Regions from separate parts of the Mus musculus genome. Here region 2 is linked to region 1. The links are chromatin loops, found by intact Hi-C in ENCODE. Cell type or tissue: heart. All regions are shown on one strand.

Evidence for each region. A loop is a pair of places that touch in the nucleus more often than their neighbours do. Peaks named below come from ENCODE experiments on the same cell type or tissue, not always from the same donor. Only the 100,000 strongest peaks of a DNase experiment are listed, where the experiment ranks them.
Region 2: a loop joins it to region 1, with 6 times the contacts of the local background. A loop is called at or near these places in 23 of 42 quality-filtered maps.

Annotation. Positions count from the first base shown.
Region 1 is chr13:108,313,504-108,318,503 of GRCm38, forward strand. It overlaps Depdc1b (DEP domain containing 1B), which reads left to right and starts at 2,834. Exons shown (of 11, transcript NM_178683.4): 1 at 2,834-2,966. The coding sequence starts at 2,919. In heart, a CTCF peak has its summit at 2,696; DNase peaks (open chromatin) are centred at 2,788 and 3,308; H3K4me3 peaks cover 1,940 bases; H3K27ac peaks cover 1,198 bases; H3K27me3 peaks cover 2,478 bases.
Region 2 is chr13:108,211,923-108,216,922 of GRCm38, forward strand. It overlaps Elovl7 (ELOVL family member 7, elongation of long chain fatty acids (yeast)), which reads left to right and starts at 2,482. Exons shown (of 8, transcript NM_029001.5): 1 at 2,482-2,578. In heart, a CTCF peak has its summit at 2,491; a DNase peak (open chromatin) is centred at 2,399; H3K4me3 peaks cover 1,858 bases; H3K27ac peaks cover 747 bases; H3K27me3 peaks cover 4,382 bases.

The DNA.
Region 1 (5,000 bases):
GCACTGGATTTAGGGGGATGGAGAGGGTAGGAATTGTTGAACTGTTTTTTGTGTGTGATCCCAAAGGCCTGATAGATGGCCAGCAGTCCCCTTTACAGGACATCTACAAAGGCTGCCCTTGTGGCTTCTGATATGTGGATCTTTGATCCTTTTACGTTAATGGAAATTATCATCTGTGGCTCATAGAGGACTTGGGAAAATGCTGAAGAAGCTAGTGTGATTTTGTTTTCAAAGGTAGCTTCTTTTACAAATATTTTATTTTTAATTATGTGCGGGTGTGTGTATGCCTGTGTGTGGGTACGTGCATGTGAATGTAGTTGCCTGTGGAGGCCAGAATAGGCAGTGGATCTTCTTGAGTTACAAGACATTGGGAGCTGCCTGATGTGGGTGCTGAGCTATGGACTCTGGTATTCTGCAAAGGCAGTGTGGGCTGTTAGCTGCTGAGCCATCTCTCAAGTCCCCGAGGTCCATCTTTTCTATACTGGGCACCACTTGAGTACCTGAATATATCATTTCAAGTCCTTGTATCAACTCGGCAAGACAACCATCAAGATTTCCATTTTGCCTGTGAGCAGAGGGGAATTAAATACTGAGTTTCAAGTTACTCGGCTTGTTAGTACACTGGTTGTTGTTGAAGTCTAGATGTAGCAAATTTCTGTTTGTGATTTCCATGGAAGTCGAAAGCTGCATAATTTAAGGATGGGCAAACTTTGTTGCAGGATTCCAGCTTTACCATCATGGTGGACAAGACTAGAATTTCTTTTCCATCTGCCTCTTATATTAAAGTATATAGGCATACTTTGGCAACTCTCATCATAGACAAGCAGGACCATTCCACAACATTTGGAGGTATAAAGAAGTAAAGTTACCTCTTTTTAAATTTACAAAAGTAATATATATTCAGCATATATAAGACCAATCAGGTTTTGTTTTTTTGCTTGTTTGTTTTTGTCTTTCATAACAAGACTAAATATACACCTGGACAGGGTAGGATGAGATGGGGGGTTTCAGTCTTTGTTCAGCAATCTCTGTTTTGAATCTGGATTGGTTTATTTTATTATGTATGTGTGTTTGTGTCTGAGCATGATACAGCACACTTGTGAAGGTCAGAGCATAACTCCTGGCAGTCAGTTCTCTCCTTCCACCATGTAGCCTCTTAGGATCAAACTCATTGGCCTTAGCAGAAAGTGCCTTTACTACCAGAGCTGTCTCACCTCAGGCCCTCAAAAATCGGAACTGAGCATATCCAGGCTTTAGTTTGTGATCTTGGTTTCTTTTCTTTTAGTGACTGTACTGGCTAGTTTTGTGTCAACTTGACACAGGCTGGAGTTATCACAGAGAAAGGAGCTTCAGTTGAGGAAATGCCTCCATGAGATACATTTGTAAGGCACTCTCTCAATTAGTGATCAAGGGGTCCCTTGTGGGTGGGATCATCTCTGGGCTTGTAGTCTTGGTTCTATAAGAGAGCAGGCTGAGCAAGCCAGGGGAAGCAAGCCAGTAAAGAACATCCCTCCATGGCCTCTGCATCAGCTCCTGTTTTCTGACCTGCTTGAGTTCCAGTCCTGACTTCCCTGGTGATGAACAGCAGTATGGAAGTGTAAGCTGAATAAACCTTTTCCTCCCCAACTTGCTTCTTGGTCATGATGTTTGTGCAGGAATAGAAACCCTGATTAAGACAGTGACTCACTGAGTTTAATTAGGGTTCCAAACATGAGCATGGGTGTTAGGCTCTTTACTGGAAGAAAATAGATGGCATCTCTCAGCAGCCATTCATTTCCAATAATCTCCTCACTACTGGCTCATACGCCCTTCCTGCCCTGGTATGCTAGAATATTGATTGACAGGCTCCATCGTGTGTAGGTCTTGCTGTGAATTCATGAATGAACAGCCAGGTCAACCATATTATGTTCGGAAGACAGCATCTTACGGGTGTTCATACCAGTGTCCCATGCTCAGCCCTATTTATTCTCAGGACTTTCACCAGTTTTGAGGGTCTGAATTAATCACTAGCTATTGAATTAATCACTGTCTAATATGTCTATTGCCTATCACCTTCTATGATCAAGGTGGAGTTGTTCAGCAGTCTTCACGGAGGAGTCCAGACATAGATTCATTGTCACCGAGCTAAAGGCATATAGTATAAAGTGAAGTCATTTGTCTCTTTCAACAGTTGCAAGTTGGACCAGCAATTCCCACGGGCAGGAGATGTGTAGGTGATTCAGTGCAGAGAAGACGAATTCATCAACCCCACAAAGGACTGACAATTTCTGTCAGATTCCTAAATACAAAACCTAAGTTCAAGGAGGAGAAAGATTACTGTACTTTATTTATCAAGGGAACACAGCAGACGCTGACCATGCCTCTCCTTATCGCTCTTTCTACACTCCTTATGGCAGGTTGCCTTTATCTGCTTTAGAAATGTCCTTCCCCTTGGACAGCTGTCAAGTCAACTCGCTTCCTTTCACCACCCACTTCTTCCTCTTTGCTAACCTCCGGATTCTCTGCCCTGGGTGCTGACAGGAATTATCTATCGGGTTCCAGCTAGGTTTGGCTCACTGGGCTCCGAGGCTGCAGAGCTGGTGTTCCGAGTGGACTCGCGGCAGGGACAGTCCCGGTAGGTTTTGGGCAGCGCCATCCACTGTGTGCCGGCGGTACGCGGCGCGATCAGTCATGTCCGCAAGCATCCGAGCGCCCATTGGCGAGGAGAAAGTGTTCTTTCCTCCTAGGTGCTGGAGGCGCAACCCCGGGTAGTGAAATCCAGGACACAAACAGCCCCGCCCACCACACAGTTCCTGTCACGTGCCCTCGCAACGTCCAATCAGCGCCCCGAAGCTCCGGGCTTGTGATTCAAACTGCGGCGCGGCGAGCTCCGTCTGGAGTCCCCGCCGGCGTTGCCCCGCGACTGCTGCGCGTTGGCAATGGAGCACCGCGTAGTGGGACCCGGGCCGTACCGGGCCACCAGGCTGGTGAGTGAGAGTGGGGCCGAGCCGACCCCGCGCCGCTGTCACCGCCAAGACTCGGGCAGTGTGCAGTCGCTCGGGGGTTGCCGGTGCTGGTGGTCGTGTGCCTGCTCCGGTCGCTGCTGCACACTCTGTCCCACAGCGGGCAGACGAGGCCCGGAGTCAGCCCTACCAAGGTGGCATGAACTACTTCTGCCGCCGGTAGTTGGATGCTCGGCTTTGGACGGCGCCTTCAGCCTTAACGGGGAACCGAACCTCAGGCGATCGCGTTCCCCTTTGTCCTAGGGACCTACTCTAGCTTCCAGGGCAAGATCGACCGTGGGTGGAGCCATAGGACCACCTATGGGGGTAGCTCTTGCGGACTGCGGTGCTCCAGGCAGGGCGTGACTCCTTCCTGAGTGACACTGTTGACACTTGACAAGTGTTCTTTGTAACGGTGCACTGCACGGAGGTGGATTGCCCCTCTAAGGTTCCTGCCCCCGGAGTTTCAGTTGTCAGCACCTACTTCAAGTAGCGGATCAGCTCTGATAGGTGATCTAAAAGCTTTGCTGATGCACCAGGGTAAGGGTCTTTCTTGTGGAAACAAGTTTTGCCACTCAGAAACTTATTTCTAGGAGGAAGTACTTTTACTGACTTCTCCCTCAAACGGATTAGGACAATGGAATAGACAGAAGGTTTTAGAGGACTTTGAGTTTTGTCTGTGAAGACTCATAGCTGCATTGCCTTGCAATAAAGTCTCACCTGCTCTCTACTCTGGAAAAGGTGGGGATGAATATCCAAACTCATGTTTTAGACTCATATGCTAGAGATGTAGTTTTCTTTCTTTCCAGAGCCAGGTAGTCTGTGTTCTGCGGAGTCAAGCCACCTTCTACAGATGGGAAGTTAGGTTTCAGGCTGCTAGACCTTTGTTTTATTAGACTTATGGGACGCGTGGAGAATCAAATAAAGATTATGAATCTTCACACAAAAGATCACATGGCACATGTAAAGTTTCCCCTAAGATTTTAGGGTCTGTGGTCTTGTTTCATTTGGCTGAAAACAACACATATTTGCATAGGGTCATTGGTCTGGGCTGGACTCATGTCAGCGGTTCTTCCAATGGAAATCATTCATGTGTCACTATCTGGTGATTTGACTGGCACTGGGTGGTGTCACGTGGTACCCTGGTCTTCAGTGTTGGTTGAACCAAGTTTTGACAGGTTTGCTCAGATTCTTCATAAAGTGGGCTCATGGTATCATGACATTTTGTTCACACATCATTGGCCAAAGCAAATGAAATGGCTGAGTCTATAATCTAGACATTCATTTTTATTAAAAAGAAAGCATTTTCAGGTTGCCAGCCTTGTGTGGCAAGGATCTTTACCCACTGAGCCACCTTGAAGGCCCCTTTTCTACGTTTTAGCATGGAGAGGTGGTAAAAGCCACATGGCTAAGGTGCCTGTGAAGAGGCTAGGAGACCTCGTTGTGTAATCCACAGAACCCCCAGAATGGTCCCATTTATTTTAAGAGAGGGTGAAATGAATAGTGGATGTAGGTTTTCTTTAGGGCTCATTTCTAAGAGGTATGAACGGCGACAAGATAAAGAGAGTCTCAGAAATGGTGTATTCATAATTGCATCCTCAGAAGGGGCTCTACCGTGTAAACTACTTGGGGTCATGGCTACTGTTAGTTCTGACTTGAGGGAAGATAGGGGTTGTTCTGTTTTAATGACTTTTGCAAACTATAATGGCAGTCCTCCCTTATCTGGAAAGGAAATGTTGCAAGAACCCCAGTATGGTTGGTTTGAATAAGATTGGCCCTCATAGGCTCATATATTTAAATGCCTCTGTTCCCAGGGAGTGGAACTGTTTGAAAAGATTACAAGGATGGGGAGGTGTGGCCTTGTTGGAGGAAGTGTGTCACTGGGGTTCCGTTTTGAGGTTTGAAAGCCCATGCTAAGCCAAGAGTCTCTGTCTTAGTCTGTGTATCAGGATTTAACTTTTAGCTGTTTCTCCAGTGCCTGCTCGCTCCCTATCATGATGATAATGGTTGAAGCCCCCA
Region 2 (5,000 bases), 100 kb before region 1:
AATCGGGTTGGCCCTTGTCGTCAAGATGTATTGGAGGTTGGGAGATGAGACAGGGTGTGGCTGACCTGGAACTCCCTCTGTAAACCAGGCTGGCCTTGAACCCACCAGCCTCTGCCTCTGAATGCCAGAATGTATTTTAAAGCCTGGCCTTTTCACTTCAACCAGCTCCTCCTTGCCTCTGCTTTATCTTATCTGGACTGTGTAAGAGCCTCTTAACTGTCTCCTTGCTATGTCTCGGCCATTCCTCCCCATCCTCTATACCACTCTCAGTAACATTGTTAGAACACTTACTTTAAAATGCCAGGCTGGAACAAAGGCCTATCATCCCAGCACTTAGGAGGCTGAGGCAGGAAGATTTGAAAGTTTGAGGGCAGCCTAGATTTCATAGCCAGACCTTGCCCCCAAAAAGAGAAAAGCAGAAAGAAAAGGAGGAAGAAAAAAAAAAAAGAAAAAAGAAAAAAGGAAGGAAAGAGAAAAAAAGAAAAAGAAAAGAAAAGAAAACTGAGCGACCAGAAGGTGCCACTCTTCAGAACTGCTCCTTTGAGACTTCGATGTTGCCCTCCCTGTTCCAGTTCAGCTCCCACAACCTCCTAGGTCCTCTGGGAAATGTGGCCTCCTTGCTGTCTCTGTGCCCATGCCTTCAGCTTAGCTACTGTTCCTGTTGCCTAGAGTGCTTCTTACCCGATACACACAGACTTCCTCTTAGCCTGCCATTTCAGCACTGGGGAGAAGGGGACAGGAGGGATATATGTTTGAGGATAGCCTGGGTTACTATCAGAAGTTTTATTCCCAGCCTCTGCTGCATAGTGAATCTCAAAAACACGAGATGCAAAAGGCTCCTTTCACAGAGGCCTTCAACAATGAAGCTTCCCCCTCCCATCCCCCCTCAAAAATCCCCATGCCCTTCCCCTTCCCGTGGTGCTTGTCAGGACCTGAACACATTTTTTTTTTCCTGACCTGGTTATGTATTAACTTTATTGTAAGCTCTGGTTAGACTGAAAGTTCCCTCCCTGAAAAGACAGAACATTTTTAGTTTGTTTTGGTTGTCTGCTGGATCTTTAGATCCTGGGGTGGGGTGGGGTGGGGTGGGGGTAACAGCATTAAATAGGTCTTAAATCTAATTAAATGAATCTAATTAGGCTCTTGCATGTTTGAAATTTTATACAGACAGAAACAGTGACAGGCATGTGACAATTGTCTCTAATTTTTAAGGCGTTTCCAAATCTACCAAACAACTTATTTGTAACATGAAAGAAGAGCATAAACAAGGATTCATTAGTTTGTTTTTTGATTGATGTAAAGCACTGAGCTCAGGAACTTGCACAAGCCGGGCAAGCCCTCTACCACCAAGTTACATCTCCAGTAGAAGATATCTTCAGCGTCTTAATTTGCATTTGAACTTCTGTCCTTTGGGAGTTGCTGTCTCCTTGACTATTCAGTGGGAGTGCCCAGAGTTTTAGGTAGACACTGAAACCTTATTTTCAATGTTCTAGGGTTGGGTCATGGAAGGCTGTCTTGCTTGCTTGTTTTTGCTTTCCCTATGCAAGGTCTCTACTTGTCAAGAGACTTCTTACCCTGATTCTAGGCTAGGAACTCTAGAGCAAGCAGAGCCCATGTGGTGAGGCAGTCCGCACAGGGAAGGCAAACTCTCGGGAGTGTAGGAGGGGGATGGAGGATAGGGGATGTTCTAGTTGAAAGATCAATTCTAGTTTTAGGTTTTGCTATAGAAGCAGATACCTCTAGACTTACATTTTGCCTTCCTGTGCTTGATTTAGAAATCGTTACAGTGTTTATTATGATCATAACTAAACACAGGACTAGCTCATTAAAAAAAAAAAAAAGTCCAGTGCACAAGCACAGGCCTACATTCATCCAGTTCAGCAATTCCAATCCATCAATCAGTGAAGGAGACGGGAGTTTGCTAGACTCTGTTCCTTGTTCTGATCACCATAAAAAAAAGTTGCATACAGTCTGTTCTTCATTGCACTAAAAGCCTCCCCGCGCCTCCTATTTTTCAACAATTCATTCTTAATAATTAAAAGGGATCGAGCTGCCAAAATCTGGCTTGGGCATCTTTACTGGTCTGGTCTCCATTTTAGAGACCTATTTCTCCTTCATCCCTTCTTCCCTCCAGCCGCGCCCTCCCTCGACCGGTCCTGTAATCCATTAGAGTCAAGCAGGACGACAATTCCCATAGTATTTTGGTTAAGCATGCGGATGAATCCAGATGTTGGTATTCACTCTCAGAAAGAAAGGGCACCAGTAGAGCGGACGGGAACCGGCCCCCTACTGCACCCTGGGTTGCTCGGGGCCAGGCTCTACCCGCGGCGAGGGCGGCAGCGGGAGAGGCTGGCATGACACCCCACCCCTCGGCGTCACCTGGCGGCGACGGGCAGGCGGGCCGGGGGGCGGTCCCGGGTGACGCGCGGGGCTGGGAGAGCCGGCAGGTGCCACCCTACCGCCTCCGCCCCTCGCAGCCTGGTCCGCAGCCCCGGCAGCAGGGGCCGCTGTGAGAGCTGCGCTCGCACTGCCCGCCGCCGCCCTCGGCTCCCGCGCGCGCTGCTCGCCCCTCGGCGCGGTGAGTGCGGGGCTGCGGGCCCCAGCAGACTGGGCGAGGCTTTCGGGGGTGGCGCGGAGGGCTGCGGGGGAAGGACGCGCGAGCCGAAGGGGTCGAGCCCCTGGGGGTCGCACGGGAAAGGAAGCGGCGTGGGGCCGGGCAGGGCCTCCCTCCTGGCGGTGCTGCTCGCTGGTCGGGCGCGCCGCGCTCACCTGTGCCTCCCGGAGCCCTGGAGCCCTGTACCCCTAGGGAAGATCGGGGCCCTCCGGGGCATGGGGTGCTGAGCTGCTGCGGTTGAGACTCAAGGAGGGAAGGTCTTGCTCGACCTTGGACCGCGGAGGTCACTTTCTCGGCTCCGGGTCCTGGCTTCCCAGACTCCTCTTCACAAACCAGCTATCCCTTCTTCCTGCTTCTGGGTGCGTCCCGCCTGCCCGAGGGAACTCAGGGCGCTGTCTCTTTGGCTCCGGGAACAGCATCCCGTCCCGGTGACTGCTGCGGGCCAGGGAGGGAGGATGAGTCCACGGCTGTGGAACAGGTCGTTCTGGAGACGGAGTGGCAACTCCTGTCATTTATCGCCTAGGTGTCTTGTGGTGTGAAGTGGGCCTTTCTTTCTTATCAGCCCTCGCTGATTCAAACTTACCGGATTCAGAGGAGCGCCTTTGGGGACTAACTGGAACTCGGGGTGGGAGCGGTCCGGCTGGCAGCAAGGCACAAAAGTCCCACTCCCACTGAACAATAGTTTCAGAGACCCGGCGATTGCCTACTGAACTCCCTCCTGTCCCTGAAGCTGCCCATGAGCGTTTTCTCTCAGCTCCGAGCTCCCAAGTCATCTTTTCTTCCACTCACTCCTGTTTTGCGTTTCTTGTATAAAACTCATCCTCTTTAGTGACTGCCGCCGCCGCCGTACTTTGCGCTTGTGGTTTACAATTTGCAGTTTTTGTTCGGGGGAAATTGTTCTCCCCAAGGTCATCGAGGACTAGGTTTAAAAAAAATCCCTTTCCCTTTACCCCATAGCAGATGCTTATCCAGTGCTGTGTGCCTGACACTGAGAGCTTAACCCTGTCAGTCTTCAAGTAGATATTGTTTTCAGTTTGGGGCTTGGCTTCCAGCCAGCCAGGAGCTCTTGGCCACTCTGCTAGTCTGATGAACCCAGAGTTCTTGGTTCTTACTGCTACTAAGCACTATGCAGGTTCAAGCATCAGGCCCGGGACACTTAATCTCTGGCCCCTTTTCCTCCTTGTTTGTTTTTTACTGTAGCAGCTAAAGCTGATATCAGTCTCTTGATCCCTCTTCTTGTCTCCCTGCTACGGGGTGTGAACCACACGTGCCCAGCCCTTTATAAGATAGATATCTTTAAAAGATAAAAAATTAGATTGACAGGTTGACTTCCTAAAACCTCATTTTTCAAGTCTACTTAACTTCAATTACAATCCAGGGGCCCTGTGTATTCAGTTGAGTCTAATATCTTTGAGGAGACGTTATAATACTCCGTTTCTGTGCCCCAGGCCTTCCCAACGCTCCCGTAGAAGATGGTTTCCGCCACCATTAACCTAGTCACCAAGATGCAAAATCTCAGCCATCCCGCCTCCTGCTACCACTCCCTAACCCCAATTATGGATTTATCCAGCTCTCTCCAGATCTCTCCTGCCTTTGTCAGTCTCAGCCTGCACCCCTCCCATCGCTCTTCACCACACTTCCTCTTTCCCAAAGCGAACACATACTATCACTCATCATACCCACCTTTCTTTTCCCTCTTATTTATTTTGAGACAAGGTCTCGTGTATTCCAGGCTGGCTTCGAACTCTCTGTGTAGCCTCGGATGACCTTAAACTTCAGATCCTCCTGCCTCTAACCTCTGAATTGCTGGGATTATAAGCATGTGCCACCATTTCCAGTATTATTCAGTGCTGGAGAGGGAAACCGGAGGCTTTATGCCTGCTAGATAAGCATCGAACCAAACTGAGCCCCATCCTCAGTCAATACACATTTTGATTATCTTCTTTAGTAAGTGTTTGCTTTCTTCCAGGTCCTGGGCAACTTAAAATGTTACACTATCAGGCATTCTTTGTAGTAGTCACTTAATAGATATTTGTAGACCAAAGTGCACCGTGAGCTAAGGTAGCTCAGGGCAGTAGTAGCCTTGATGGTAGTAGAAGCCAGCCTTTCATAAGTTTGCACTGGTAGGCGTGGGGGAACTGGCAGACAATGCAAATGGGAGCAGAGAAAAACCTCTGCTGAGTGTATTGCCACGCTGAGGTACCCAGTCGTCCTGATTCATCATTGCATCTCCTGGTGTGATACAGGAGCCAAATTTTATAGGAAGTGTGAATCTCAAAACAAAATAGGAAACAACAGTAAGTTATCTCAAAATAATCTTTTTTTAAAAAAAATTGGAAATACAGTACATACATAAAAGTGCATAAAACATTAGTGAACAGGTGAG